Linked DNA regions of Homo sapiens: region 1 is linked to region 2. Evidence: chromatin loops called from intact Hi-C (ENCODE). Cell type or tissue: GM12878. All regions are shown on one strand. Links, peaks and the distances in the headings refer to the core of each region. The heading gives the core; the rest is flanking DNA.

Evidence for each region. Hi-C counts contacts between places; a loop is a spot of excess contacts. Peaks named below come from ENCODE experiments on the same cell type or tissue, not always from the same donor. Only the 100,000 strongest peaks of a DNase experiment are listed, where the experiment ranks them.
Region 1: it touches region 2 in a loop (3.0-fold over the local background); 2 of 110 quality-filtered maps call a loop at or near these places.

The regions. Positions count from the first base shown.
Region 1 is chr5:53,418,070-53,434,903 of GRCh38, forward strand. No RefSeq gene overlaps it. Among named protein-coding and RNA genes, the nearest start is that of FST, 54 kb to the right of the region's middle. RefSeq lists a silencer at 4,430-4,724 and an enhancer at 7,950-8,244. In GM12878, for the core only: a CTCF peak has its summit at 8,131 (motif pointing right); a DNase peak (open chromatin) is centred at 4,677.
Region 2 is chr5:54,411,451-54,428,284 of GRCh38, forward strand. It overlaps LINC01033 (long intergenic non-protein coding RNA 1033), which reads left to right. Exons shown (of 5, transcript NR_126379.1): 5 at 3,572-3,675. Among named protein-coding and RNA genes, the nearest start is that of HSPB3, 36 kb to the right of the region's middle. In GM12878, for the core only: a CTCF peak has its summit at 8,403 (motif pointing left); no DNase peak of the experiment used is centred there.

The DNA of each region.
Region 1 (16,834 bases), core at 3,800-11,799, 990 kb before region 2:
TACAACTGCAAAACTGAGTAGTTGTGATAGAGGCCTATGGCCTCCAAGCTTAAAATATTTTCTGTCTGGCCCTTTACAGAAAAAGGTTGCTGACCTGTTCTTCAGAATCAGGCTACAACAACGAAGCTAGGGTCTGTACTCACATACACCCCTATTTGTTCGATGAGCTTGTTCAGCTCCATATAACTTCCTTATTTTACTTATGAATGTCTTATACTATATTAATGCATCGTTAATACATCTGGCCTTCATAACTTCAGACCTTGCCATAATTAATTTTTAAATTTCACTCCTCTTCTCATTCAATTTTGATTCACAATTTATGAACACACACTATATTTCAGTTACCCAAATTAATAATGAACATGCAAAGTGGTATTTTTCTCTCTGGAAATGAAAGACACACGTATTTTCAAATGCTTGGTGAGCAGCACTATTGATATTTCTCTTTCTCTTATTCCAAGTAAATATTATGCCGCGTCTGTGTGGTCATAGCCATTTCCATCACAAAAGACTCTACAAACCCAGGATTACCTCATCCCAATAGAAACAAAGGGGAAAAGGGAATTAGGCTGAAGGGAAAGCTAAAGTAAAACCATCTTCAGCGATTTCAAAGGGACTCAGAAATAACAAAGTATATTTCTTTCAAGTAAATGTGCCCTTTTTTCAAAAGACTACTGTGGCAGTCCTAAAAAATGCCATTAAATGCAAAGCATAGAAGAGAGAGATCATTAAAATTAAAAATCAATTAAATTCTAAAATTTAATTTGCCTAAATCAAATTAAATCACCCAAGAGAAAACACACAGCTACTTGAGAAGTGCATATAAAATTGCAAGATACTCCCGTCTCCTAAACAGCTAGTTAATCACTGTTTTCCAACTGACGTAACAAGGATGTGCTTGCGTGTATTGTTTACAAGACCAAATACATGATTAATAAAAAGACGTAGTTTAAAACACCCTCTTTTAATGTTTTTGTTACACAAGTGGACCCAGATTTGTGATTAAAACTCATCAGAGAAGCATGTGAAAAAGTGGTATGAATCATTACTGATTTCCTGCCTTGCCCCTTTCCAAAGAAACTCATCCTTTCCCCCAATTGAAAACACATAAAAAGTTGACAGTTATAAAACCATGTAGTAAGACAGCAATTTGTTTTTTAAAAATTTTTTACTCTCTAATACAAAGCCTTCTTCCCTAAATGCTAATATGTGACTTAAGTCCTTCCTAGAGGTACAAACATGATTCATAGTTTAATATAGCTAGAGATAATTTTAGAAAGAGCCCCTTTTGTTTAAATGAATGTGAAACCTTTTGCCAAGCCTTGAAACTGCTGCCTTCATTGGCATGTTGACTTGTAAAAGGTGAGATAGTCTTTGGTAGCCTTAACTAGAGTCTTGTACGAGGAAAAAAAAGAATGACTCAAGGATCTCAGGAGACTTTTTTTTACCCACATTACTGTGGTCCTACTGTCTGATGAAATCCAAGGGTTGTTCAAGTACAAAACAATTTTCACAACTTCACAGGATGTTGAAAGATCCATTTCCAAGCCTTCATATCCAGGAGTCCTTCCCAAACTAACATTCATCGTTTTGCCTTTTTTTCCTTTCATCCAGGTGCTCTGGGAATTAGTTATTGAATTCATTTTCTCCCACCATTCCCAGCCCCATGACTACATCCCCTTTATAAAGTGTAAACTATACCACTTTGGGGCAAAACGTGAAGAAAATGTCTCTTTGGCCTCCCTGATCTACGCTTTTAATATTTCTTTTAACGTTGCTCTTTTCTTCCAGGAATCTAGCACCATGTGCTGGGTTCTGTATTAGTTATGTATTGCTGTTTAACAAATTATCCAAAAACTTAATGACTTAAAATAATAATTATTTATTACCTCACACAATTTCTGTGGGCTAGGAACTTAGCTTGGTGGGTTCCGCCTCAGACTCCCTCAAAAGGTTAGAGTCAAAACGTCAGCTGGGGTTACAGTCACTGAAGGTTGCATTGGGGCTGAAGAATCCACTTCCCACGTGGCTCACTCACATACTGCTAACTGGTGCTGGTTGCTGGCAGCAGGCCTCAGTTCCTTACCCCAAGAAACTATGGGGCTGTTTGGGTGTCCTCATGACATCGCAGCTGGCTTCCCGTAAGAGAAGTTGATCTGAGGGATCTCATAGAGTAAGGCAGAAGCCTCTGGAAGTCACACTTAGGAGTCATTTCCACAATGTACTATTGGTTACTAAGGTAACCCTTATTCAAAATGGGAGAGAACAACACAGAGTGTGACTAACAAGAAGTGAGAATCACTGGAGGTCATCCTGGAGGTGACCACAGACCCTAATGGCCCAAGGTCTTCCACCCTGTCCCAGGCTGCCTTTGTCCTGGCAGTCCTCTCCAGATGGCCTCCCCAACGAAAGCAAATCTTTCATGAGTGTATTCTGTCAGTTCCCTATTCTTTACTAAGGTAATGCTGCTGATCTGTTACTGAAATTTTGCTAATGTGCTCAGAGAATGCTGCAGGGGAAAAGTGTAGCTTTTTGCACACATTCTCCTTCATCAGCAAATAAAAGAGTCAAGGCCTTGACTAAACACTGATTCTCAGGGTGGAAGCACCAGGTCTACTATAAACAGATGGGGAAATGTCCTATTATTTAGTCCTGGAAAATTTCACCATGTAGGCATATACCTGCTTCAACAACTCCTAAGTCTGAGTTTATAGGGACAATTTGGACAATAGGATTATTCTAGTCACAACAAGTTTTTACTTCAGCTCTCTGACTATTCCCTGTGCACACTTATGCATCCTCAGAGCCTGGCAGAGACCACTCAACAAATACTAATCTCATGAAAAAAGGAAGGTCTAGACAGACTTCATAGTATTGATAGAGATACACACCTGCTTCATAGAAACTCAAGAGGTACAGCTTCAATAAAAAAGAACAGAGGAAAAGCAAAAGAAAAAATCATTGAATACACTTTACATCAATGCAACCCAGTTACTATCAGAAAAGAACAATTAGAAGCAGAGCTCTCTGAAATTAAAAAAGCGAAGAATGGGATTACTTCATTCAAGTTATGTCTTTGAAATTAAAAACAAAAGAACTACAAACAGTAATTGTTAGTCAGAGACTAATAATAATAATTTCACTTACTGAGCATCTAACTTGGGCCATGTACATCATACATTATCAATACCTCTTTCAACAACCCTGCAGGGCAGATAGGTATTAGGATTCTCATTAGAAAAGGAAAAACAAACATGAAACAAATGGCTAGTTTAGAGAGGCAGAACAGGGATTTAAACCCAGGTTTGTCTGACTTCAAAGCACAACCTTTTCTCCAATGCCACACTGACTAACCTGTTGTCTTTAACAACAACATAAAAAAAAAAAAAAAGAAAGCAAAAAAATAACCAGGCTCACTGACTACTACCAATGGAAGTTAAGGTAGCTCTTTGACTCCTCTATCATCTACCTGGGCTCATGGGTGCAAGTATTATCAGATTGGCTCAGTGCCCAATCACAGGCCTGCTAGAGCCAGGGACTTGATATGGTTCATCCCTAACTGTACAATGCTCTTTTGAGGGGTGTGGAAAAAATACAACTGGGTTAAGGCTCCCTTAGCACTAAAGTCTATAAATTTTGGGGATGTATACGATTTGACTGGACAAGGGCAGAGAAGAAAACAATGAAATATTTACATTTCTTTAAAAACAGTAAGTTAAATTTATTCTCCCCTCTGTTTGGTGTATAGATATACCCAAAGGGTCCATTTTTCTGTACATCATGATTTTTTTATTCTACAGCAACATTCATCTCTATATGAGAGTTCCAAACTGTAATAAAGGACTTTAATGGGAAAGAGAAGAAAAGGAAATTATCCTCCATGCTCACATATGGCCACCAACCACACAACCTTCCAAGAAAAAAATCATCTCTAAACTACAGATTTCGTGTTTTAAGGATGTTGGAAACAGTGTGCTGAATAGCATCATTTGACTACTCAGTGCTGGACAACACTAAAATTCTAATGAAAGGAAAAAGCAAAAAAAAAAAAAGAAGAAATTCTCTTCAAGAGGCTTACCATTAAACTCGTAAGCTATTCGATCCTTCATTGCAATCAGTAAGAAATTGTAGCTTTTTATTTCTTAAAATTTCATAGCTTTTGAAAGCATTTCTATTTTCTTGCTTGTCATTGAAAACTTGTCTTAAAATTCAAGTTAGGTAGGATTTTAGTAACTTCCACATTTCAGCTTTGTCCTGGCATTGTGGAGGATGCCAAGAACTCTAAGATGTGTCTCTTTCTTTCACAATCCTGGTTCTCAAATTTGAACACGCACCTGAATCATCTGGAGAGCTTGTTAATTAAAATACAGAGTGCTACCCCCTACCCCTGGAATTTCTAATTCTGCAAATCTAGGGTGGAATCTAAGAAATTACAGGTCTAACAAACTCTCAGGTGATGCTAATGTTATGGTCCAGGGACCACACTTGGAGAACTTCTGCTGGAGAACTGAGTCTCTAGTCCTGGTAAAGAAGCAAGACAAAAACATGTATGAAGTAAAGGAATTGTATGCAGCAGCATAAGCTCAGAAACCAACTCAGAGAGACAATTGCTGTAAGAACTCTCAGGAGGGAGTAATCCCACAGGCAGAAGTCATCAGAAAGGAAGTGAGACTTGGCAGGTTCTCACTGAATGAGTAGGAAGACGAGGAAGAAAGGCATCACAGACCAGTGTACATGTGTTGTGTTCACATAGCAACCAAGCCACCATAAGGAGAGCTTCTCCACTGGCCAGCGGTTTGAAAAAATATACCAGGGCAGTGCGTGCAGAGAACCATCAAATAAGACTAAAGGATCAATGGGCCTTAGGAACCACTGAAGGTTGTATAGTGGAAGGGTGATTGTTTAGGGAAGATTTAGTGATGTTTTAGTGAGGATTAAAAAGCAACAACATACACATTGGATTGGTGCAGGGAGAAACCAGACAGAGGGAGGGTGCCAGCTACAGGGCAAATGCTATGATCCAGACAAAAGCTTGGATCCAGACAAAAGCTTGAGAGAGGTTGAGGCAATGGAAATCCTGAGAGAGAGACAGACCAAAGAGGTAGAGGATTTAGTGACTTACCTGATACGAAGGCCAATGCGACGGAGAGAGAGGGGAGTCAAAGTTTACTGAGGTTATGAACCCTATGACTGGGAGGAAAAATATAACAAAACATTTCATTCTGTTGAACTATGCCCAAGTAATTCTGCTGACAATATGATATCACAAGGTACTGACTTTTAGGGAGGAATGGGAGAGTCTATTTTGGCAAGTTTCAAACTTTCCCTAATCTTACAGGGTCAGGATTTCAAGTCTGAATCTCATTTGTGTCCAAACCCATTTAAACTCTTTAATAAGTGATTTCCTGTTTTAAAGAGGAAAAATGTATATTTTTAAAATTATTCAAAGGACTTAAATACTTCTTAGACATCAAACAAGTCTCAAGAAATAATATTTTGATGATTTAAGTAAAATTAAACAAAAACATATGGAATGAATTTCTTTCAAACATACATCATGTTTAGAAAGTGAGGGTAAGACTGCTTCATAAAATGAATTTGCTGTTCTATCAAACCCAAAATGGCTGAAAAACTCTTCAAACATTTACAATTCAGCCAGATTTGTCCTACCCTGACTTCTATGCTATTGAATATCAGAATCTTTCAAGGTCATTTTACTTTTTTAGTCAATGAATCATGACATTGGTTTCTACAAGATGTAATATTTATGGACTGTTTTGACATGTGTATCAGCAAAATAAGAGAATTCAGTTGAATCAATTGAATGCTCTGATGAGAGGTTCCATACACTTCCAAGATTGCCCATTGCTGACAGTAACCTATGATCGTGGTTTTCACATTTGGCAAGAGAGACTGTTCTGAGCAAACCCTCCTCCCTGAGGAGCTATGAGGAAGCTGACTAGCTTGCTAACTGTGGCCCACCTAGCATCTTTACCACCAACCTACACACACAGAAAGAGAGTGAGAGAGCAGCAAAGATGTATTATGGCTTTTGTGTCATACTCATCATACTTTATTTCCTTTCAACAGAAACTCCATTACCTTCGTCTTAGATTACGGCATCCCCTAAACCCTGTAATTTATCTTCCCATACCCCTCATTGATTCTAGCCTTGTACTCTGTCAAAGCATGGCTCCTCCTCTGCAAAAATACGTAATAATGGGCTATTCATTAGACAAACAAATCTGTGATTTTCTTCACACCTGAGCAGGAGAAAGAACTTTATGGGTCACTTGGTTCAGCCCCCTTATTATCAGCCGAGTGAAGAGAGCTCCTCTATGGGACACAGCTGGTCAGTAGCCAACCCAGGATTAGCGTGCAAGTCTGCTAATTTCCCATCCAATTTTTTCCTCTTTACACACACTATCTCTTGGACACCTGCTTTTTACAAATGACTGCATTACTCCCAAGTGACTGTTCTTTTTCTTAAGACAAAAAGGAACCATTTCCCTGGCTGATTGATTGTTCATCATTTGCTCTCAACTTTCTGCAAAACTATCTCAGTTAAAACATTTATGGTCATCCTTCCTAGAGACACTGAGGGCAGGGGAGGTATTGTTGGTCAGAAGAGCACTTCCATGGTGTTCATATCATATTTCATGATTTACTACTGCTGACTCAACTAATGCCTAAGGCCATATCTCTTCCACATAACTACGCTCAGTTTAGGATGGTGATTTGCAACCAGGGGATATTTCTGCCCCCCAGGGGACATTTGTCAAAATCTAAAGACATTTTTGGTTTTTACAACTAGAGCATCCTACTGGCATCTAGTGGGTAGAGGTCAGGAATGCTGCTAAACATCCTACAATGCATAAGACAGCTCCCTGTAACAGAATTATCCAGCCTCAAATGACAATAGAGCCAAGTTTGAGGTCATGTGTTAGGAGAGGGGGCTGAAGTAGACATTAGTACAAGAATTTCAGTATATCGCTAGGTTTCAAGATAACAGCTAGATCCTTCGGTCTTGGAGCATTCATTCAGCAGCTATCATGTGCCAGGCATTACTCTAGGTACTGCTGCCAAATTTATAATCTGATTGTCCTCCTGCCTAGATATTAGAAACATAGAATGCTGCAGCCCTGAAAGATTCTGACACAGTGAAAGATAAGCGTCTTCAGCCAGATATGTTCCTAAGCCTACCACATTACAGACAAATAAAACGCTGAACCCGTTGGAAGGCATGGTGTAGTTCACTCATTCCTGGGATCAACAGCAGCCATTTGGACCTGGTGGAGAACTTTCAAAGATGAATGCGGTGTCAGTGCCCTGAAGCCATCCAAGAACAACTAGACAGGCATCTGTAAAGAATGCTTTGCAAAGTGAAAAACGGCCACGTGGTTTCTTTTGTTGCTGTTGTCATTGTTCTGCCAAGTGAAAAGCAAATGATGCTTTAAATATTTCAAGAAAGAAAAATTTCCCTTTGATACTACATCTTACTTACTTTCACCAAAATGTCATCCTGTTAGGCTGGGTGCTATCAGGGACATATCAAAAGCCTCTTTTATCAGTGTTATTTCTACTTTGAACATATTCCTTTAATTTAAGTCAGTATGGCTGGTTTGTATTAAAATATTGGAAAGGTTCTTAGGTTTCAGACTGATAGTAAATCCATAAAAAAACAAATGGCTTTTCCATTTCCGGGAAATCTAATTAAATGTTGTGAAAACAAATGTGCTCTGGTGTGGCATATAATGGAATAATATCGAAGAATAAATCTTGGGTTTCTGTTGTTTGGTAAGCTCTTTGAACTCTGGAGAATGTGAGAAAAATACCTTCCCAAGCTAGGGATCTGGGAACAGGGAGATAAGGAATGACAAATACTCTCTCAAAACTACTCCAGATTCTCCACACCATAGAAACCTAAATCAAATTAACGGAAGACCTCTAACATAGCTCTCCTGCCGGGTGGCAAATTTTGTATCCAAGAGGTTTTCTCCTTATAGTCCCTACCAGAATCCTCAAGTGAAAAAAAAAAAAGAAAGAAAAAAGAAAATGTGTCTCAGCCCCTCCCCCACTACCACCACCTCACACTCAATCCAACTTGGTAATGGTGGATCCCACCACAAGATGGCGGTCATAGTTTATCTTTGTTTTCAGTGCTTATCTCGACAAAATATTTGTGAGGCTCAGTGGTGGTGCTTCAGGGGTCTCTTTGAAAGTACATGGGGTGTTGTAGTACTCCATAATCTACATGGGTTCCTTTCTTCCCAGCCCACATGTGATCTAAACAAAAACAAAGTGTTCGCTGTGTAAACACAGCTTCCAGGGAAATCCTCTTCCAACCAGAGGGCTGCTTATAAACCCATTCTATAACAGAAATTTGATGCCAATAGGTAGGATTTCTATTTTTTACCGAAAATAATTCCTTGTGACTTTTGTCTCACCATTTACAAGCTTTTGCATGTACTATCATATTTCATGGTTTATCATATTTCTGACACCCTCCCCCTGCCCTGGGGCCCCTTACTTAGCACCGTTTCAGAGCCAGAAAGGAGGCCTGTTGAGCTTCTCTGTACTGACCTGAGCAATAAATCCTGCCCACCCCGTATCTCCTTTCTGGCCTGTATCAAGGGGATTGTGCTTTAAAAGAAATAAGCCTACCTACTCTTCTGCCAGCCTAAATCCAAGGGGAGATCACTCTCAGTAAGTTTCATCCACCCATCTTGCTTTCCAATTGAAGAAGAGAATTAATTATCAGTGGCTTTTGTACAAGTTGACTTTTATAATTTACCATCAAGATGTACATCTGCCCTTTTCCTGGACATAAGTCAAGCACTTACTATCCTACTAATTCCCCCAAGTCTCTATAGTTCATCTTAAACTGCAGCACTGATGTGTTAAATTACTTCCCTGACATAACTGGCAGATAGCGATCTCAAATCTCTGGCAGATAGAAATCTCATTGTGAGCCTCTTCAGCTGGAGCGGCCTCCTCACCTAAGTAACATCACAGTTGCATCCTGTCTAGTCCTTTCTCATAATGCCACTTGGTGCAGCTGTGTCTGTGTGGCTCTATCTGTGTAGGTCTGAGTATGGCTCCTTGCATGTGTGTAGTGAAAGGTCATGGAAGCTGTCAAACAACTCTGATCCAATTGAGTGACAGCATCACTGCAAGTAAAGACATAGTGGGAAAAAAAAAAAAACATTCAATATTGAAATAATTACCTGAAAGACTGTTCTTAGTTCTTTGGCCTTCAGAACTGCTATAAGTAGTAATTTCTGACTTAAATATGTTAAGAGGCATATTTAAGCATAAAACACTAAGCTAAAACATAGTAAGCAACTTTCAATATATTGCGGGTTTGCTACCAGAGAGTTGAACTTTTATGCTATTTTCAATCTTTCTCCCTCTGAGATGACTGAGCAATCCAATATTCTTAAGTAGGCAGTTTGTCTAACATGACAGTATGAACATCTTACTGCTTTTATTTTCTTTGCAAATCTGCATTCCCTCCAACCACCCCACCCTTAGGAGGGCAGGGACTCTATATTGTACAACTTTGAGACATCAACACCTAGTGTGATGCCTACATAATGTCAATGGATGATAAATGCTTTTTAATTAAATTAAACAAATGACTCTGCAGAGCTCTTCTCAATTAAAAAAAAAGTTTATAAAACTGAGCAAAAGATATGACCAAAAATATATAAATCTCCACTAAACACATAAAAAGAATTTCACCTATACTATATATCAGGGAAATGCAAACCAAAACAATAAAATATTTTTCATCTATCGGACATCATTTAATTTAAACAATTATTGAAATGTTACATCTTGACAAGTAGAAAGGACACTCATAGTATAAATTGATTCAATTTGACATTGTCTATCCAAACTTGAAATGTGCATACTCTTTGATCTAGTAATTCCATTTTGAAGAATCCATATGGGAAAAAAACTCAATATGTGCACAAAAGTAGAAGATTCAATAAAGCATGGTTTGTTATTGAAAAAAATTGAGAAAGCAAATGTCCATTAATAAAGAAATGGTAAATAAATAATAGTGCATCCATATGATGCAACACTGAGGCAACATCAAAAAGAATGAGGTAGACTTTTTACTCATTTTGGAAAATCTTCTACATCTAATTAAGGAGAAGAGCAAGTTAACAAATAACAAAGACATAATCCCATTTGTTTTCTTTTCTTTTTTTTTTCCAGAGGGGCCATATATGGGTATATGTGTGCAAAGTAGACTTTATTAAAGAGTACTCAGGTTGGACACAGAGGAAGGGGACATTATAGCAACTTAAATGATTTTGAGCTAAATGTTATTCTTCTCTTTATGAGTCTTAGTAGGATGTTTACACTGACTGCCTTACCTTGTGTAGTGGCCCCCAGCCCCATGCCTTCTCAGTGGTTTTTCTCGTTTCTCAGTTTTTTTTTTAAGTTAATGCGTGTATATATGAAGCTATGAAATGCAATTATCTTTTTTTAATTTTTTTCTTTCTACTGTTTTTGTTTGGTAAATTAGAAGATTTTAATTTGCCTTGCTCATCAGATTCACTCAGCTTGTCATAGTGACTGGAAATACTCAATAATGGCTACATAAATGGATGGATAGAGGAACACAAACAGGCTCCCTTTTTTTCTTAGTTGCCAGAATCTCTAAAGGTGTTTATTGAAGATGGTTTTCACACCTTAGCCACGGAGAATGAAGAGGAGGTATCTGCATTTTAATAAGGAATTATGAAAGACAGAAAGAAAGGAATTTTAGCATGGAGTTTTGTTTGCAAGACACCTTCAGTAAAATATTCACTGAATGAATGACAAATTTCTGGTGTTGGAATTGATATAAAGGAGATATTTAGGGAGATTGAGTCTTTCCAGTATCTTAAAAATAATTATTGGAACAATTCAGGAGGACATTTGTTAAAAGATTTAAAAATCACTTATAATCTATCATTCTTACTCCTTTCTTTCCTATTTTCTTTAATAAGTAATGCCTGGTTACATTTTTGTTTTAGATTCAAACCGTACAGATGTTTGAATAGATAAAAATAAAAGATAAACAACTCTTTATACCCCTATTTCCACTCCCCTCCCAGAGGAAACCATCAGCCAATTAGATGTGTGTTTTTTTCTAGTACCCCCTCTGCATCTTACAGCTATCTATGTACATGTGCTCACTTTTTATTTTTGTCCAGATCTCCAAGGGGAAGTCATACCTAAGAAAATTACTAAGAAATTGATCCAAAATTTGAAACTTATTGTTGGAAGGCTGGTATTAGGGAAATGGTGTTATGTAAATAACTCATAATAACCTAAATTCATGCATGTAGGACTCACACAATGTGAGGACTACTTACATATATCATGAACCACTACCCTCTTAGAAAACTGAGTTTTCAGTGCACTGGTCTTTCACATGCTTTTAAAAAAAAACAATATTTCATAATGGATAGGGATATATAAATGTGGAGATAAAAATTGAGATTAATCAAAAAGTCTAGAGACTTGGCAGTAGGGGAAAGAGAGAATAAGAGAGAAATTTGGAAGAAGGCAGAGAGGCATGCGTAGAGCTAGGAGACCAGTTAGGTGTCTAATAGCCAGGCAAAAGAAGGTGGTAGCTAGGGGTAGAGATGTAGGAAAGTAGACAGACCATGGGGGTATATTTGGTAAGTAAAGTAGAGGGAATTTGATGAGGAATTATGCAGGAAAGGGGAATGTCGAGGATGAAGCCTACATTCCTAGGCTCGCATGACCAAATGGATGGTGTTGACTTTTGCTGAGTCATGGAGCACTGGAAGACAAGAAATGCGGTGGAGGGCAAGCAATGGCGCTCATGAGGTCAATCCTCAATAGACTAAACGGTCTTTCAAACAGCTAACTAGAGATTCTGAATAGGAGCTCAGAACAGCCTCATAGGCTGGAAATGTAAGCACAGAAATCACTGACCTCTAGATGTATGTGAGGTGATGTCAAGTGGGACAGACAGCTGCTGAGTAGAAACAGAAATGAGTGGTGGTGTATGGGGCTCAGAAAACAATACTCCAACATGAAAGCCTTAGAAGCAGCTCTCTCTGACTTTTTCCTTCCCTCCTGCCTCTGGCCCCTCATTTTCCTTGGAGGCTAGCCACAGAAACTAGAATCCCCCTTCCCCAAGGCAGGTCATAGAAGCCAGAACCCCTTTTCTCCAAAGCCAGCCATAAAACCTAAAAACCACTCCAGGTTTTCCCCCACTTTCCTGTGTAAAAACTGGCCATAGATAAATTATCTGACTTACCCTATTTGACTGTAGGTCATAAGATCCCCATTCCAGAAAGAGCCCTGCCACATACACAGAAGAAAGAAATGCATGCTCAGAGATGTCAAGAAGAATCTAGATGAACAAGCCTTACTGGGCTTCACCATTCAGTCTGTTAGCATTAGATCATACCTGTTTTGTCCAATCGCATTTCTACACAACTATCTGTACTTTGTTGAACCTAAACACAAAAATGGACAGTTTTCTCCTGTATCTTTGAGTCTTCCTTTTGAAGGCTCCCATGTCACTTAAAACTATGATCAAATGAATTTTTACGCCTTCTCTTCTATTAATCTGCCTTTTCCCGGTGATTTTCAGTGAGCCTCCAGAGGGCAACGGGGAGGTTTTTTTTTTTTTTTTGGCCCCAACAGGGGTCAGTGACAAAAATTACCCAATTATGACAGAACCAGATCTGGTAACCATAAAGTCCACTGAGATAAGGCCCAACTGCCCTCTAGTGGAATTCAAGCCATTTTAACAGCCTGCAACAAGAAATACATTAAGCTGATTTTCACATGACTGTGAGCAGAAACGCCCGTAGGCTTTCTGTGAAGAAAAAAAGTACCTCAAGGCAAGATGCTTACCTCTCTCTACAAGGCTGTCAATAAAATTAAGTTTCTCTATTAGTGGAACTTTTAAAAATACAGTGAATCAATAACTGAGGTTTTGAAATACCTGTCTGCAGTCTCTTTTCCAAAATTCAAACATCTGAAAGTTTCTAAAAACCAAAACTTGTTTGTTTGTTTTCTAAACTCACTTGGTGGCAAAACCTAACTTGATTTGAACTCATTTGGTGGCAAAATCTGACCTGAATTTCTAATTATTGACTATGTCTGCTGGTCCAGGCCCAGATGAGAGTGTTACATAGTAAATGCACCTCATTGCCTCTTTAAAAAAATCTAAAATATCTTTTAACAAATCTCAACTCTAAAAATTCTAAGTCTCATGTGTCCCTGAGGTTTTTATTTAAAGGATCAGGCAGATTACCAATGGCAGAAGATATCATAACATTCGATTTCTTTTTTTATTTTTTTTTCTCTTGAGACGGAGTCTTGCTCTGTCACCCAGGATGGAGTTCAGTGGCACGATCTTGGCTCACTGCAACTTCCGCCTCCCAGGTTCAAGCGATTTTCATGCCTCAGCCCTCTGAGTAGCTGGGATTACAGGCACCCACCACCACTCCCACCTAATTTTTGTATTTTTAGCAGAGACAGGGTTTCACCATGTTGGCCAGACTTGTCTGGAACCCCTCACCTCAGGTGATACACCCACCTCAACCTCCCAAAGTGCTGGGAATACAGGCGTGAGCCACCGTGCCCAGCCTGAATTTTTAATCATAGGGATGTTCAAAGAAGGAAACTTACCCTGAGTCATTTAAACAAAAACATATGCAGGCTCAAGTTATCTAAGATTCAGCAGAAGTGCAACAGGGAATCAGCAAAATACACAAGTACTAAAGTTTAACTTTTCCAGGATTTGCCATTGAATGGGCTGCCACTGTCCTGATAACGTGTGTGTGTGCATCATGCTTATGAATCAGGAGGCAGGCATCGGCTGTACGTTCTTCACTCTTCCTGAGCTGTAAGCCAAGGCCACGGGTATCCATGCTTTGACATATGCAGGAAATACAAGTGCAGTGGACTCAGTAAGAACCTAAGTCCTAATCTAGTTCTCATCTTCATATAAATCTTAAAATCAGAAAAATCTAGATGAAGATTCTATACCATTTTCCCTTAAGAAATACATAATAAATAATAATAAGCATTTTCTACTAAAACCATGCCAAGGGAAAAATACTGCATGCTCTGAAGGGCCCCTCACTACTTACATGGAAAAATCTATGATAATCTCATTCCTTGTGTTTTTCCAATTGTTGCATGGCCCAGGGCCGGAAGCAAGCCAGGGCAGAAATATCATTGAAAATTTTTATTTTATCTATATGTACTAAAAACAGACTAGTTTAAAATGCAATGCACTCTCCAAAAAAGAAGTACCTTAAATTCATTTAGAATTGGAGACTTTTACATGATGTTTATTCATTCATTCAGCATATATTTATTATGTGGCTCCTAGGCACCAAGAATTGCTCTAGATACAATGAATAAGACAAAGTCCTCCTGATTCATGTATGGGGCAAAGAAGCCAGGTAGCATTATCTGCATTTTACAGATGCAGAAACAAGATTGAAAAACAATAAAGGTAGTAGGAGAAAAAGTTGCCTGCAAGCCTTCTGCCATAAGTCTCTCTCTACTGACCCATGGCCAGTGCTGTGCAGCATTCCCAGAGGCCAAGGCAGACATCAGAGATAAGGCCTAGAACATTTGCAAGGTGAGCAAAGGAGAAAGTCACAGAGTGAGCCAGAACAGATACCTCCTAGCCCCAAAGTGAGAGGAACAACACAATGGCTTCTTTTCGTAAAGAGGAAGGTATTGGGGAAGACTGATCCCAACACCAAACACATCAAAATCCAAACCTAGATTATTTTTAAATCTTCTTCTAGAATGGATAAGGTGGTAATATTCATTTATGACTAGTATAATTATTATGCTTTTCTTCCAGGTTTGCCTTAAGCTGAGCGTTCAAAAAATATATATATAAAGTAATCCTAAGAACAACATATCTTGATTTTACAGCCTTTCTTTTTCCTTGCCAAGAACCCTAGAGCATTTTGTGAGAGGGTATTAGATTCCTAATGAGCAGTAGCAAGATAGGAGGTGTTTCCACAGTCTCTTGGAATTTCGTGAAGAAAGTTAAAGGCAATGAAGAGGTCACCAAAGGCCACAGATCCATTGTGTAAAGTCTGTATTCATGCATATTTTATAGACAGGTATGGTAAGAGTTAGAAATGTTACAGTTCTGTGAGCTTTTGGCTCCTAAGGGATTGAGATGGGCCAAAAATGCAGGTAAACAAAATACCAGCTGAAAATTCCTCTACAAGAATGCTTTGGAATATCACACCTGGATTTTGGCTCCAAGCCACCACAAACAGAGTATTTGGGCTTACTGGCATTGAAACAAGAATATCTGTGGGAGTAATCAGGGGGAGTAGATGGCTTAGGGGGCTGATAATGGGATATATTTTGTCTCTTATCTTCTGGCTCAAATTCAGCCCAGGTGGAAAGTGACTAAAAATGGCTGCCTCATTGTGGCCTCTGGTCTTGGTAATTTCTACTCAGGTCTGGGTAAACAAAGATCCACCTCCCTCAGATAAAAGGCTCAAAAGAGAAACTTGGAGAAAATGTCTAACAGATCTGCCAAGAACTCAATGGGTCATAAAAAAAAAAAAGAAAAATAATAATAAAACCGAAAGAAAAAAGAGAAAGAAATGGGGGAACTAAAGCTTCCTCACCTTAACAGGTGGTTAGAAACTGGCACAAGAGCCGTTCTTGCAGTAAACCCATCTGGGGTCTTGAAGGAGGGCTCTTGTAAAGATGCAGTCAGTTAGGCATGAGAAAGTCAGTAACTAGATTATAACATATAGGGCAACATCTCAGCCTCATGTAACACTCAGGCAGAAAGAGAGGAGACACAGCTAGATTTAATTGAATACCTAATACACGAATGTTTGAAATCCTTTCATCAACTTGCTCATCAACATGTCCTTCATTTCCAACTTTCTGAGCTACAACCATCCTTCTGGGCTGGAGTTTCTCAGCCTCAACAGTGCTGCCATTTTGAGCTGGATAATTCTTTGTGGCTGCTGTGCACATGGTTGAGCAGCATATCTGGCCCTCCCACCAGATGCCAGTAGCAGCCCCCAACTTCCCCAAAACTGTGACAACCCAAAATGTCTCCATACATTGCCAAATGTCCCTGGGGGCAAAATTGCCCTTGATAAGAAGCACTGCTCTCCGATGAGGGACCAAGTAGAATAGTGAAGAGCATGAGCTCTGGAGCCAGCAGACCTAGGTGTAGGTCCGAATTTCACTTCCTGTCTGTGTGGCCTTGGGCAAACTATTAACCACCTTGACCCTCAGCATCCTTATATGGGCCACTATTACCCTGTTGTGGTCTTGGGAAGATTAAATGAGATATACCCTGGCACATGATAGGTGTTCAATTTTCAGTTTTCTTCCCTCCTGTTATCCACGACTCTCAATTTAGAGATATCTTTCATAGTATTCTAACCTCTCTCCTTCTCCTACTTACCATCAAATCTTTTTTTTTTCTTTTCCTCTGGTCTGCCTCCATGGTACAAACACTGAAGTGAAATCAAAAGACTTGGAATTATGCCATAGCTTTCTGCTTACTGGCTACATGAACTTGGACACGTTATTTAACCTGATTTTGGGTTCTCTGATATTAAATCAGTCTTATCATCTTGGTATCTACAAAACTGCATGAGGTTATCTCTTCCCTGCTCAAAAGCCTGATCTGGCCCTCTTTTGCTTTGTGAGTCATGCAAAACATGGATTGCAGGCTCCCTTTTCTTTACTCAACAAAATTTATATCTCACTAAGTTGATTTTCAAACATGCCTAGGCATCAAGATGTCTTGTGAAGATTTTCAAAACAAAAC
Region 2 (16,834 bases), core at 4,451-12,450:
ATAGGGAGTGAAGGAGACAGCCAAAAGTGCACTTGAGGATAACAAATGGCCAGCCCCTACATGATCACTCATGAAAATCCAACAGAACCCAGAAGTCTCACTTAGCTTTAAAAAATCCATTATTTTTTTCAGACAGAAGCACTTAGGGAAGCAAAATGGCTTATTTCAGCATGAGAAAGCAATGTAACAGTACAGCTAAGCTTTGAGGGTCTCCTGATCAAAAATTTGTGAGACTAATAGCTTACACAGGAAAGAGATGATAGCCCTTTTGAATGCCTTCTGAGCGCTCTTACGAGATGCGCAATCTAATTGTGGTGTAAATACCAGCTATTGATGGTGGGTTTTGTTCATCGGGTTTGTGCTACCACAGTACCAGAGGTCTGTATCTATTAGTGCTAGTAATGTATGGATGACCAGGGCTGGTGCAGACATCTCTGCAGCAATAATAAAAGGTAAGAAGATGCAGACAAAGCTGAATTTATTGTGTTTGAGAAGATATAGAATTCAATTTCCCTGATAACCAAGCTTAATTGCACAGAATTATGAGAGCTCATTAATGAAACCCAATATAGACAGTTTATATTAGTAATGGCATTACATTGATTATCTAATTTCAGAGTAAGGAATTAAAGGGGGCCAAATTAGGGATTATTCTGCTTTTACGTAACACCTGTAGTCAGGAAAAATAAATAGCTCCCGTTATTAAACTAAAGCTTTTGTATACAAAAGAATGCTAGATAATAAATGTAGAAATAATGATGGAAATAGAAAATATTTTTGCAAGACATTATGAAATAATCAATCCAAACAAGGATCAATAATGAATGCTAAAACTGTTAGTTGAACAGTCAACAGAGAACCAGATATTCAAAAAGCACCAAAGTATCACCCTTAAAATAACAAGTAATTTGCTATTACTTGTTTATAGCAAACGGAGGAAAAAGTACCCTTTACCATGGAGAAATATGGCTATTATCACTAGGTAACTTACTATCTGATTGTCCCACTATTAATGATGCTGTGTGACTTCTGAGGTAATGCTTTATAAATTATATGACAGCACCTGTCAATAATATTTAAGAGATAATGTTTAAGATGGAAATGGAATCTAAAGGCTGGATTAGATTCAAGTTAAAGGAAATTCAAAGCAGAGAAGAACAAATTAAGGTACACTTGAACACATTCAGAATATGGGACAGAATAAGACAGCTGTTCTGGTCTCAAAAAAAAAAGTTAATGACAAGGAAAAAAGGAAGAGGAGCTAGGTTAAGGGACTAAACAGGCAAAACCAATTCAACATGGGATTCTTGAGTGGATTTTGGTTTTTAAAAAAGCTTTAAAAACACTTTGGGTTAATGGTGAATTTTGAATATGGAATATTCAAATATCAGGCAGGGTCCTCGCAGGAAACCGATGGCAAACTCAAAAGAACTTAATCATGAATCAGTTAAAGAAGGGACTATTGAGGGATGTAGGCAGAGCTAATGGAATCAATAGGGGGTGCTGAGGCACCCAGGGCGCAGCAGGGAAGCTGTCACCAACTGCTGTTAGACCCAAAGGAGCAGGCATGGGGGCAGTTATGAGTGTCTAGTCACAGCTGGAGCTGCTGAACAGAGTACAGCTTCACAAGGGATACAGTGGCAGATGCAGCCAGTACCGGACAAGGAACTCAGCAGGGAGGAGCAGAGAGAGTATCCCAGCCACTCTCCCACCCTCTGATCTCTTGCCAGGGCTCACCATTGGCCTCTGATGCCTTGTAGGTGCCTCCAGTTGGCTGACCCCAGTTGGAGTCCTGGCCACCCATGGCAGTCTGTAGAAATAAGCCTTTTGGAGCTGAGAGCAAAACAGAAAAAAGTGGAGAATGCATCTGGAGGTAGAAGGCAAAGGGAGAATAAAGCACGACAAGTACAGAGTAGATTAGAGAATTACTGTTGATTGTTAGATGTAATTGTCTTGTGAGATCAGAGAATGCTCAGTTTTTTTGTTTTTTTTTTAGATGTACATTGAACTATTAAGGAATAAAATGTCATAATGCCTCATTCATTCTGAACTGATTCAGCAAGAGAGACAGATAGATAAGTAGGTAGATAGACTAGATATACAAAGCACATATAGACACAAGCTTTTTTCTTATTTATTGCTACCAACTTCATGCATCCAGCCTCCAATCGTGTCATGCCTAAAGAAACAATCCCTGCCCCCGTTTCTTAGACCCAGTACCTGGCACATGATAAACGATAAAAAATAAGTTCTTACCCATGCATCCCTTTTTCAGTGGGAATTATACTTCTTGGCTGCCCCCTACACACTTCTATTATAAAGAAATTTATATTGTTATATTTTTTCACCACAAGAAAAATTATCAGGTTTAAAGAGGGGGATTAACTAATGATAAAGGTGTAAACAGTGCAAGAAGACTTAATTATTCTTAGCGTGTGTGTGGCTAACAACAGAGCACTAAAATGAGTGAGGCAGAAACAGATAAAAGTGCAAGGAGAAATAGATAAATCCAGTATCATAGCTGGAGAATCCAACACACCTTAATAAGAAATGGACAGATCCAGCAGGCAGGAAATCAGTGAGGACATAGCTGAACTCAGTAGCAGTACCAATCAACTAGATATGATTGATATCGGTAGACTGTTTCACCTTACACATTCTTCTCAAGCTCACATGGAACATTCACCATAATACACCACATTCTAGGCCATAAAATGCACCTTAACAGTTTAAAAGACTAGAAATCACACATCTGCTTTCAGACCACATTGTAATTAAACTAGAAATCAATAACAGAAAGATAGAGGCCTCAGCTCCTGCTGATGAAAAAATAATAACTGAAGGATAGCTAGAAAATCCCAAATACTTGGAGATTAAGAAACACTCTTCTAAATAATATATGGATAAGAAAAAAATCTCAAGAGAACTTAAAAAATGTTTCAAACTAAATGAAAATGATAATACAACTCATTAAAATTTGCATAATGCAGCAAAAACAGTACTTGGAAGGAAATCTATAGCATTGAATACATAAACTAGAAAGGAAGAAAGATCTACAATAATCTAAACTTCTATTTTAGAAAACTTAAAAATAAGAGCAAACCAAATGCCAAATAAGGAGAAGAAAAGACAATGAAGAATTAGAGCAGAAATCAGTGAAATGGAAAATAGGAAATTAATAGACAAAATCAAAAGTTAGTTCTTTAAAAAGAATATTAAAATTGGTTACTCTCTAGGCCAAGAAAAAAAGAGAAGACACAAATTAGAGTTGTCCCATGATATCCCTGGGGAATTGTTCCAGGACCCAACATGGATACCAAAATTTATGGATGCTCAAATCTCTTACATAAAATGGCACAGTATTTACATATAGCCTACACACATCTTCTCTCATGCTTTAAATCATCTCTAGATTACTTTTAATACCTCACACAATGTAAATGCTATGTAAATAATTGTTACAATGTACTGTTTTAAAATCTGTATTATTTTATTCTATTTTTATTTTTGCTTTTCAAAAAATACTTTTGATCCATGGCTGGTTGATTTTATGAATGGGGAACCCATGAAGATGGAAGGCTGGCTGTACTAATATCAGAAATGGAAGAGGAGAGACATCACTAGAGATCCCATGGATATTGAAAGGATAATAAAGGAGTATTATGAGCATTGTTATATTTTATGTCTCCTATAAGCTGTAAATTCCTACATAGCAAGAATTCTGTCTTACTCATCCTTTAACAACTACTGTGTACCTTATAATGTTTCATAAAATATTATGATTTGGTTTTATTATTCACAAAAGAATGCTATAAGAGGTGAAAAATGGAGAGGCTAGAAAGCATAAAAACAAGTTACATCAGGTGGTAGAGCCTGGTTTAAGGGTCAAAGATAAAAGAAGGGAAGGTTAAGGGCAGGGCTTTAGAGGGAGAGAGGATAAACACAGTTTGATTAAATGGCTGATTCAGCCGGGTGTGGCGGCTCATGCGTATAATCCCAACACTTTGAAAGGCTGAGGCAGGAGGATTGCTTGAGCCTAGGAGTTCAAGACCAGCCTGGGCAACATGGAGAAATCCTATCTCTACCAAAATACAAATACAAAAACAAAAATTAGCCAGGTGTGGTTATATACACCTGTAGTCCCAGCTGCTTGGGAGGCAGAGGTGGGAGGATTGGTTAGGTCTAGGAAGTTGAGGCTGCAGTGACCTATGATTGCTCCACTGCACTCTAGCCTTGGTGACACAGAGAGATCCTGTCTCAAAACAAAAACAAACAACAACAACAAAAAACATATATATATATATATGAGGTTTATCCACAGTAAAGTTCAGTCTAGGGTTAATAAAAGATTCTAGGGTTCACTAAGACAAAGAGTAGTCGCAGTAGCAGAGCCTTGGGTGAAGCTAAGGTCCCCAGGAGATCTGGGATGTCTGTGAGGAACAGTGAGGCTTAGTCATTCAGACAAGCCAGCAGAAGTGAAGTTTAGAGAATGTGGATGGGCCTCAGGCTCTAGACATCAAAACAAACAGATAGAAAAGGCAGAGTGTAGAATCCAGACAGTGAGGCTCACAACAAGGTATGCAATTCTGCATAAGCAGATTTGAGGGGACACCAACTATGGACTGATGTAGATAAATATTTCTGGTAATTCCAGTTAGTGATTCACTCTGAACTCACATAGGATAGTATCTCTTCAAAGGCACTTGTGTTGTAATTAAATGCACACATAAGACATAATGCTTATTGAGCCCTTAGCATGTACCACCCACTCTTATGCATACTATATGTTTAAACCATTTAAACTCACACCAACCCCCTGGGGGTAGGTAGTATTATTATCCCTGTTACAGATAAGGAAAGTGAGAAGTAGGAGTTAATTGGTCTCATGATCCCCTACAGGCTGGCCTTCCAGAAAAAGGAGGTAACTTGCCCCAGGATACCCTGGAAACCAATCAGAATGAATTGCCTTAAACTCTGGCTTGTAGCCCAAAGCAAGGCTTGCCCACAAGTCTTGCCAGTATGTGGTTGAACAGAAATTAGAATCCAGACAGCCTGAGTCCTTTTCTTGCCAGGCAGGGGCTGGGGCTTCCCCAACCATGAAAGTTCAGGTGGTAGATCCTGCCACTGCTTTGCACACCAGCTCCCTGGTGCTAACCTCAACTGCCAGTGCTGAGCTGGAAGGATAGGGCTGGAGGCAAACTCCTACCCCATCATGTTGCTGGTGTATTCCATCCTGGTATTGGTCACACCAAGGAAGGGCCTGGACTTTCCTAATCATGCAGCTTAAAAGCAACACAAGGCAAGGCGGGGAGTCCGCTCTCCTGAAGTCTGACATCCAGGAAGACCAGATTGCTATGTGCTGTCTTTGACTTACTTGGAGACTCACACACCTACACTAGTGCCCCCTTATCTGAGGGGGATGCATTCCAAGACCCCCAGTGGATGCTTGAAACCATAAATAATACCAAACCCTACATATACTATGTTTTTTCATATATATACCTATGATAAAATTTAATTTATATAATAGATTAGGCAGAGACTAATAACAATAACTAATAATAAAATAGAAGAATTATAACAACATACTATAATAAAAGTTAACGTGAACATTGTTTGTCTCAAAATATCTTATTGTATGTAATATTTTTGGACTGTGGTTGTTCATAGCAAGTGAAAACTCAGATGGGGGAGGGTGGCATACTGTATTTATTTTCCTGTATCCATTAGTGTTTCCCAGTGAACACTGCACCAGGAGGTTGGCCATTTGTCTTTATTTATACATCAAACTAAGGCATGGAGAATAAGAGCTTGGTAAGGTCATATAGCCAGGAGGTGGTTGAACTGAGATTCAAACTGAGACAGTCTGAGTCCAAATTCTACCACCTCTTGTGTGTGACATTTAATGGATAGGTGGGCTTTTGTAACCAGTGTCTCTGCCTTTCTCCATGATTCACAGCACAGAAACTTGTGCATACATTCTCACTTGATATCTGAATGACTGTAACAGTGATGTAAATTAACAAGGAAGGGAGATAGCCCTGATTTAATTGGAAATCACTGACAGAGCTCGCCCAGTAAACTCTCTACAAACAGAATACAAATGTTTTGTATTTAATTGCTAAAGTGTTTTAAAATTGAACTCAAATTAATAAATACTTATTGTATCTGTCAGTTAAACGAAACAACCAATAAACAACCAACTCTGTTTTCTAATCAAGAGGGACTGATCCTTTAAAAAAAATAGGGTTTAAAAAAGATGATATGATCAATGTAAAATTGGATTATAGACTTTTAGAGTCTTAAAAGATGAGAAAAGAGATAAAGATGAATAGATATGGAGTAACTAGGATAAGACTCTCTCACAAACTGGACCTTAAACAGATTTAGGAAGAAATATAGGATTAGGATAGAGAAAAAGAAGAGAAAGAATTGCCTATAGGCATAATAAAAAGCACAAGTGTATCAATCAACACAGGGTATTGTGGACCAGTGAGGAAGGATCATGATCTAGACTAGGGGATTCATGTTGGAAACAGTGAGACAAGTTAGAAAGGATAGGATGGGACATATTATATGGTTCCAAACATAATAAATGAGCACTTGAGCTAGAAAGTAGTATAATGTTCACAGGTGGTAAAGAGGTATAATGAAAAAACTATACTTCACAAAAATTAGTGGTGTTCAGTGGGTTGGAGAGAAGACCAATTAGAAGGTTATCTGTGGAATTACAACAACCCAGTGAATTGAGCTGATGGAGAGAGATGCTCCTCCCACTACCAACACTCAAACATAAGGCAAAAATATTTATAGGTGATGAGTAATGATGAAAAAACAAAAGAACAAATGATAGATGACATGAAGAATGGGAGTAGGGAAGACCATATTTAAGACTCTGAGGTCATTAAATGATGTAACATGTTTACTAGCCCAAAAATATATACTAAAAGAGTAGAAAGAAAACAAAAAATTTCCAAATCAGTAGCAAGGATCAAGAAAACAATCCAAATGGAAGGAAAGAACAATGTCCCTTGGAACATAACAATAGAACATAATATGAACAGTACCTCCTTCTATGTAGTGTAGATATTAAACATAGGGTGGGAAGTACACATATCAATTTCAAAATAGTGGTTTAATCTGAAATTGTTAAACAGAGAGGGAGGGAAGCAATAGAACTGAGAGAGCGTTCAAAAGCCTTTTGTTGTATCTGTAGAGTCTTTTATTTCTTAAAAATACAATCGTATACCACATGATAACATTTTGGCCAATGGACTACACATATGACATGGTCCCATAAGATTATAGTACTGTCTTTTTACTGTACCTTTTCTATGTTTAGATATATTTACATATACAAATACCACTGTTAAATTGCCTACAGTATTCAGCACAGTAACATGCTGTGCAGGATTGTAGCCTAGGAGCAATGGGCTACACCATGTGGCCTAGGTGTGTCGTAGGCTCTACTATTTTGGTTTGTATAAGTACACTCTATGATGTTCACACAATGATGAAATCACCTAACGATGCATTTCTCAGAATAAGTTTCTGTTGTTAAGCAACCCATGATTGTATCTGAAGCAAATATCTATATCTCCTTATTAAACCTTAGGGTAAGTACATAAATTAGAGAATAAGTATATTATTCTCTAATTTGCTATTGTATTATATATAATATATGTATATGTATACTATGTATATATTATACATAGTATACATGTATAATATACATATATAGTATATGTATATTATATAATATACATATAATATATATAATATATAAAAATATATAATATATATAATATATATAATATATAAAAATATATAATATATATAATATATATAATATACAATATATATAATATATATAATATACAATATATATAATATATATAATATACAATATATATAATATATAATATATATTATATATATAATGTTAATATATAATATATATAATTATATATATATAATGTATACATATGTTATATACATATATAATGCAATAGAAAATTAGAGAATAATATACATTTGTGTACTTAGCCTAAGGTTTAATAAGGAAATATAGATATATTATACTATATTATATATGTAGTATAATATTTGAAAAGCTATTAAAGTAATTGAAGCCTGAGGTGAAGGCTCTAGTTTAATGTTGCACAAGAGGGAGTCCTCCAACATGACTTTCTGCACCTCCATCCCTGGCAGAAATCCCCTAAATAATATCCATGGAGCTGGTGTGGCAACTAGATATGAGGTTACACATTCACCAAGTCTCAAAGATGTGTACCTTCTTACTGTTACTAACAGTTTAAGATTCAACAGTCAAGCTCTGTACCAAAAAAGACAAGGTCCAGGGGATTTATTCTGTAATCTGTTTATAGTGCCCTCTAGTGGCAGCTCTGCAGAGATCTAACGCAGAACTCACTTTTTTTGTGTTGAATATTAACTTTGTATCTATTTTTCAATGTATTAACATAAATTGGATTTTGTTTTTGTTACTAAGCAATATGAGTAATTCTTAACTTTAAAATTGTATTATTCATTCATTACCTACAGAGAGAAGATCATGCTGTTTTTTTTTGTTTGTTTGTTTTGTTTTTTTAATTGATCATTCTTGGGTGTTTCTCGCAGAGGGGGATTTGGCAGGGTCATAGGACAATAGTGGAGGGAAGGTCAGCAGATAAACAAGTGAACAAAGGTCTCTGGTTTTCCTAGGCCGAGGTCCCTGCGGCCTTCCGCAGTGTTTGTGTCCCTGGGTACTTGAGATTAGGGAGTGGTGATGACTCTTAACGAGCATGCTGCCTTCAAGCATCTGTTTAACAAAGCACATCTTGCACCGCCCTTAATCCATTTAACCCTGAGTGGACATGGCACGTGTTTCAGAGAGCACCGGGTTGGGGGTAAGGTCATAGATCAACAGCATCCTAAGGCAGTAGAAGTTTTCTTAGTATAGAACGAAATGGAGTCTCCTATGTCTACTTCTTTCTACACAGACACAGCAACAGTCTGATTTCTCTATCTTTTCCCCACATTTCCCCCTTTTCTATTCGACAAAACCGCCATTGTCATCATGGCCCGTTCTCAATGAGCTGTTGGGTACACCTCCCAGACGGGGTGGTGGCCTGGCAGAGGGGCTCCTCACTTCCCAGAAGGGGCGGCCGCCGGGCAGAGGGGCTCCTCACTTCTCAGACGGGGCGGCTGCCGGGCGGAGGGGCTCCTCACTTCTCAGACGGGGCGGCCGGGCACAGACGCTCCTCACCTCCCAGACGGGGTCGCGGCCGGGCAGAGGCGCTCCTCACATCCCAGACGGGGTGGTGGGGCAGAGGCGCTCCCCACATCTCAGACGATGGGCGGCCGGGCAGAGACGCTCCTCACTTCCTAGACGGGATGGCGGCCGGGAAGAGGCGCTCCTCACTTCCCAGACTGGGCAGCCGGGCAGAGGGGCTCCTCACATCCCAGACGATGGGCGGCCAGGCAGAGACGCTCCTCACTTCCCAGACGGGGTGGCGGCCAGGCAGAGGCTGCAATCTCGGCACTTTGGGAGGCCAAGGCAGGCGGCTGGGAGGTGGAGGTTGTAGCGAGCCGAGATCACGCCACTGCACTCCAGCCTGGGCAACATTGAGCACTGAGTGAACGAGACTCCGTCTGCAATCCCGGCACCTTGGGAGGCCGAGGCTGGCAGATCACTCTTGGTTAGGAGCTGGAGACCAGCCCGGCCAACACAGCGAAACCCCGTCTCCACCAAAAAAATACGAAAACCAGTCAGGCGTGGCGGCGCGCGCCTGCAATCGGAGGCACTCAGCAGGCTGAGGCAGGAGAATCAGGCAGGGAGGCTGCAGTGAGCAGAGATGGCAGCAGTACAGTCCAGCTTCCGCTGGGCATCAGAGGGAGACCGTGGAGAGGGAGAGGGAGAGGGAGGGAGGGAGGGGGAGGGAGAGGGGGAGGGGGAGGGGGAGAGCAAGAACCGATCATGCTGTTTTCTTTAGGTGGGTTAAATCTTGCACATTTGCATAGGTAAAATGTTACCAATGTAACACTTTAGAAATTCTGTGCTTCATGAAAAGTCCCCGGAGATTTGCCGATGCCTTTATTTTTAATATATTTGAACCTCAAGGAAAACACTGAAATAATATGAAATAATTCTGATGAGGTTTCCTATACTTATCAGTTGTAGTTGTCTGATGATGTCAGTCAAAAACCCTATAGGGTAATCAGTCATCATTTTATTATATGAAACTTGGCCACAAAATTACTTATTTAATTTGAAACTAGCAGCTTCTTGGCCAGTGGTTTTTAACTGGGGATGCATGTTAGACTTAGCTGTGAAGTTTTACTAAAATGTAGATATTTAGGACTCACTCTAGACTTGCTGAATCTCTAATTGATATTCTTGAAATATTCATATTGGTATAGTCTTAACATACTCTTGGTATATTTTGTCTCAAGATTATTACATGTAAAAATTATTTTCATTCTTTTTAATCAATTGTAACACATACTGACATGGAAAACTGGCTAATCATAGTCCTTGTAGACATTGAAAATTGGCTAGTTGTCCCTATAGACATTTTGTCTAAAACTTTTATTTTGCATGCCACAGAAATAACCAAACTTTCTTGTCAGTTGCATTATTCTTGCTATGAACGCTCATCAGGCCTTTCACTTTGAAAATAATCAGTAATCAACTTACCACGTTGTTTTAAGACTTTATCATCTACAGATGGGGTGTGTTTTCCTCTAATGCTTTCCTGAAGACTCGGCAATCAGCTACCCTCCAGAGTTGCTGCCTTCAAATAATGACTACCTCAGAAACTGATGGAAAAGAACTGTACCATGTACTTTTAAACTATTGACACTTCTAAAAATAGACTCTTTCATATAGGCTTCTGTGCTTAGCAACTTTTAGTCTGTCCCTGAGGATTGAGTCAGGATTTTCAGAACTCTAATGGAGAAGCAGAAGGCTTCATAAAACTGCTAACCCAAGCTACCGCAGAACAAGAATTAATTACATAGGAATGAATGAATGAATAGAGGGATGATTGAAGTTATGTGTTTGGAATATTGTTGATATTGTTTTAATGCTGTATTTTCTGGATATATAAGGAAATTCTTTCTTAAGCTATCTGTAACCCCATAACTCCTTATCCATTTGCTTTTGTAAACAGTAATAAAATATTTTTAAATAATATATTTTTCTCACTGACCCTTTCCACCTACCGCTTGAATTCACAAACTATTATCAAGTATTCTTACTTTTCATGGCAATATACTTATTAGCAAATATTCAATAAGAAACTGTTCTTTGTTTACCAGACCATAATTGGAAAAATTGGTTATGTAATTAAGGCCTTGCCTGGAATGTCATATTTGGGAAAGATGTTCATTTAATCAGGTACGATCAGACAATTTTGAGGAACTAAAGAACCAACACTAGGAAAATTCTCCCAGGGAAGCTGATGTGGTACCTGGCTTGTAGGCTGTCTACAGGTAAGTAAGGAAGATCAACGCTGGGAAGGACAGGAAGGGTAGGGTATTTTAGGGAACTCAAGGACAGAGGAATTTGCTGATTATAGATGCTACTGGTAAAATCAGGTAGAGAGAAATTCTTCAGCTTGGCTAAGAACCAAAGCCTTGAAATAGCAAATAATAAAGGCTTTTAAAAGTCCATCTGAGATCCCTATGGTAACTTCCAGAAAAGTAAACTTAAGAAGACCCATATCATAAAGTAATATTCTTGTTGCTTCTATGTAAAAAATCAGGCAAACTTACATGGTTTTTCTTATAGTTTAGATGTCATCTATGTTTGCCGGGCGTTAACATTCTGATTAAGATTTATGGTAAAAAAATGCTATTAATATGGTTTCTATTTCTTCTTTATAAATGATTTATCGTAAAATTCCTTAGTTCATTATTTAATATGAATGAGAAGGAAAGAAGAATGCACTCATTCCATTTTCACACCCTTTAGGGAGAGACAGCGTATATAAGGTGGAAGGGAATTAGAGATGGTGGAGGGGAATATTGAGTCTAGGAAATTAAAGAAAGAAAATGACAGGTTAAGGTTGGATTTCAGAAATATCAACACACTTGGCAGACATTCTGAGAAAACAATATTGTTGCCCCAAAGAAGTGTTTACTCATAATAATGATTTGAGGTAAATTACATTTTCACCTACACAAATTATCTATGATCCATTTCTTATTCCTTCTAGCATTTTTTTCTCAAATTCAAAAAAGGAGGATTGGAGAAAAAAAATAAGTTTTGAATTTGTTCACTGTACCTCACAGCTCACTTCTGGCCATATCACAGTCTTAAGCATTTTCATCTGCTTTTTTGTGAGTCCCCTTTACTTAACTCATCACAACTGGTTTTAATTACTTGGTTAATGGACCATATTGCATCCTAGACTATAAGGTAATAAATATATTTTGTTCAAGACAAAAAAATGAAATGACATTCAAATGTATCTAAAATGGAAGTAACTAGTTCTAGATGGCATTTGCTCCAGTAGGTTTTGCTTTTCCTGATTCACTGTTTGCACCTCCACGTCCCCACCCACCCCATGTAAGAGTAGGGGACTATGCCTAGAAGTACCGTGATAGTGCAGTTGGCACACACGTTTCATGGGAACTTCTGGAAATAAAATGGGTGGCAGGGGTGGAATATGAGTTTAAAATACACACTCAGAACTGATTATTTCAAACCACCTCTTACCATCTGAAAATTGGTTTTGTGTGTGTATTTTAAACATACATTCCCCCTTATTTTATTTCTAGAAGTTTTCACGAAATGCCTGTGCCAACCGCCTGGCATTTTCCTCCATTTTCATGGCACTTCCAGGCATAGTCCTTTAATCTTTTTTTTTTTTTTTTTTTTTAGATGGAGTCTTGCTCTGTCACCCAGGCTGGAGTGCAGTGGCATGACCTTGGCTCACTGCAACCTTCACCTCCCGGGTTCAAGCCATTCTCCAACCTCAGCCTCCTGAGTAGCTGGGATTACAGGTGCCCACCACCACACCCCGCTAATTTTTGTATTTTAAGTAGAGACGAGATTTTGCCATGTTAGCCAGACTGGTCTCAAACTCCTGACCTCAAGTGACCCACCCGCCTTGGCCTCCCAAAATGCTGGGATTACAGGTATGAGCCAGTGCACCTGGCTGAGTTCTCTAATCTTATATGGAGTAGTTGGAGATTGGGGGTAAATAGCCACTTCACAGTGTAGCCCAGTGGTTAGGAGCATGGACTGTAGGGCTTCACTGTTCCCATCCCTGCACGTTTCCTCCCTGCAAGCAAGCTATTTAAACTTTCTGTGCCTCCATTTTCTATTCTGGAAAAGGTCGTCGTAAAGCCTAAGAGCAGCAAATGAAGAGTTTCATATATGGCCAGCAACACATTAAGCACTTAGAAGCTAGCTACTGTTATTATTACTACAAAATTATTTTTAGCCACTCGGAAGACATCATTCTCTTACAGAGTTCCAACTGAAGTGTAAAAGAAATAGGAAGCCATAATACAAGACATAATAAGAAACGGCAAGGTGGTAAGCTTCAGATTTGGAGGTCAGCTATATTTCCTGTCTTCTTGGTAGAAATTAGCATTAAGTTTTAGAAAAATCAGCTTTTGTTTACAGAAATTGCAGGATAACAAGTGATTGGGCTGCTTACCTTTAACCCTTCAGTGTTGGAGGATGCTCATGTCTAGAAGTTACAGCTGGGATATCTGACACTGTTAATGAGCTTCTCTTCCTGAGAATCCTAGGAAGCCTGGTGCCTTCTGAGAGCCCCAGCAAAGGGGCTTCCCCTTATGTCATGTTTCTCTTTTTGGCCTCCACTCACTTCAGATACCACTAGAAAGGATTTAATGGGCTATTAGTATCTATTTCTTTTCCACCATGCTTTTCTTCCCAGGTATTTTCTATCCATGCCCATGTATTGGATGGGCTAACACAAAGCCTCCCCTTTCTTATAAGCTGCTATGTATCGCCAGCCTCTGGTGCTCCCTTGCCCAGAGAGAAGCAAAAACCAGTCAGCGTTTGAGAGAATTGCCTGCAGCTGACTTCTAGGCTGGGCACTGTCAACCTTAGTTACTACTTTCTTTCCAAGAAGCATAAGCAGATATCTTTTTCTAATGTTGTGGATTTTAAAAATATGTAGCATGTTAATCTTTTGAAGCTTTGAAAATTAAATTGTGTTTTTCCTGCTCACTTTTCCCATAGGCCACTTCTCTTGGTTTATATGATAGGAAGGGAATTGATAAGAGAATCCTGAGTTGCTGTCACTGTATATGAGTTTATCATCTCCTTCACAGTGGGCACTTGGCTCATCAGCCACAGAATATCCAATGTTCTGAATCAACAGCCTGCAGCAGGATGGCATCAACAGAAAAATCAGGCTGACATGCCCACAAAAAAACCACCCTTTCTCCAAAAACTATTGGAAACAGCCTCTTTGAGTCCTCAAAAGCAAAAAATATTGGGGACCAGACACGGTGGTTCACGTCTGTAATACCAGCACTTTGGGAGTCCAAGGTGGGTGGATCACTTGAGGTCAGGAGTTCGAGACCAGCCTGGCCAACATGGTGAAACCCCGTCTATACTAAAAATACAAAAATTAGCTGGACATGGTGGAACACACCTGTAATCCCAGCTACTCAGGAAGCTGAGGCAGGGGAATGGGAGAATGGCTTGAACCCGAGAGGTAGAGGTTGCAGCAAGCTGAGGTCATGCCACTGCACTCCAGCCTGGCCAACAGAGCTAGACTCCATCTCAAAAAAAAAAAAAAGAAAAGAAAGAAAAAAAAAGAAAAAATTGACTTTTCTTTCCATTGAGAAGAAATTGTTTTTGAACCATGTGGGCAGGGGTATAATTCCTCCACTGTGCTTCACTATGCTTCTGGTTGTGTTATTGCTGGTCCCATAGCTTCAAATTATATAGGTGATTTGCATGAAGAAAGGGAAAGAAGAAATTTCTCTGGAGGGGAAAGACGGTGGTAAGACCACTACCTTCTTCATTTCCCTTTTTTCTGGCTCAACCTCAGAAACTAGGTCTGATTTCTGGATTTAGGGGTGTTAGGCAGTGGTTGAAAGAGCTGTTGAGACTCTGGGGTACAAAGCAGTGCCTTCTCCAGTTTTATAGGGCCAAATGTCACCTCTGAGCAGCTGGAGAGATGTTTTCTCTATTTCTGTGGTATGCCATGTATATAGTGTTTGGGGAGAAATAAGGCCAGAAGTCACATGGCCCCTTCAGCATGTGGAGGGATTTGCAGCTGTGGAACCCAGGAGTGCTCAGGAAGTGGGGGCAGCCTCGCTGAAGAGCTAGGAGCAGCAGACATCAGCAGGAAGAGCAGAGGATAACATCAAGAGGAATCGTGCCTGACACCACCCTGCATGTCCAGGGTTATTTCTGGGAAAGCCAAAGCCTAAGGGGTATTGGGTTTGCTCAAGACTCAAGTCACCTATGGGTAGGTGGTGGCCAATAATCCGGCAAAGTGGGGCTAAAGACAAACTAGACAGCTTGGGCATGAGGTTTGAAAATAGGAGGTCTGGGATGTTTGGGTTACAGTCAAAAAACTAACATGGCTTTAGCAACTTCACTGAACCAAGTCATAAAATTTGTTTCTCTTTCGTGGCTCCAATACTTTGGTGCTCTTAGTACTCTCCAAATATAGATCAGAGATGCAGGAGAAATCAACTTTTAGCAAGCTGAATGAATGATCTTCTAGTGATTAACTCTTCTCTAAGTTTTAAGTGAAAAGCAGCAGGCGTCATGGTGAGTGTGAGTATCCTGTGTTGAACTGGATCATTCGTGTAGGTTTGGGGAGCTCTAGTGAGCATTATGGTACCTTTCTTCCTGGAACACCAAGTTTTAGGCAGTAGCTACAAGTACAGCGATTAGTTACAGAAAGCAGTTATTAGCACACTTGCTCTATTTTACTACCACTTAAAAGCAATTAAGATGGAGAAAATATAAGCCAGACTTCTCATTAGAGGTTTAGAGAATATGTTAAACAAAACTTTACCTTTCTTCCAAAACCAGGGAATTGTTCCTATTATCAGATAGAAGTGAAGTTTCTATGCAAAGAAAGCTGAGATACTTAGTCCATTGTTCTAAAGAGCATTTTTTCTTTTAGTGGTCCAAGAAATGTCACTAGTTTCCCCAAAAAGGTCCTCTGGTTAAATACTGGTAACCAATGAGTTAAGTAATGTTAAACCGGTTTGATTACTGACTTTTTGAAGACTTTAATATGCCCACATATGTGGTCTGATTCCATGATAGAGGAATGTGAATACGCACCTCATGGACAAATACATTCAGGACGCTGCCAGTACATTTTGTAGAAGGCTGGTGCTCTAGAATGTAATTTCAAAAATGCCAGGTCGGACGCTGTGGCTCACTCCTATAATCCCAGCACTTTGGGAGGCCCAGGCGGGTGGATCGCCTGAGGTCAGGGGTTCAAGACCAGCCCGGCCAACATGGGGAAACCATGTGTCTACTAAAAATACAAAAATTAGCTGGGCATGATGTCAGGCACCTGTAATCTCAGCTACTGGGAGGCTGAGGCAGGAGGATCACTTGAACCTGGGAGATGGAGGTTGCATTGAGCCGAGATCACACCATTGCACTCCAGTCTGGGTGACAAGAGTGAGACTTCATCTCAAAAAAAAAAAAAAAAAGTCATATGTGATAGACATTGAGAAGCACCACCTAGGTCCCCTTTCAAGGAGGACTTGCTGTCCACCTGCAGGCAGTGTGACAGCAGACTGTTTCAGCTGTCTGCTTCTTCACACTCTGCCACCACTGCAAAGAGCACCTTGCCCTTCCATGAGCAGT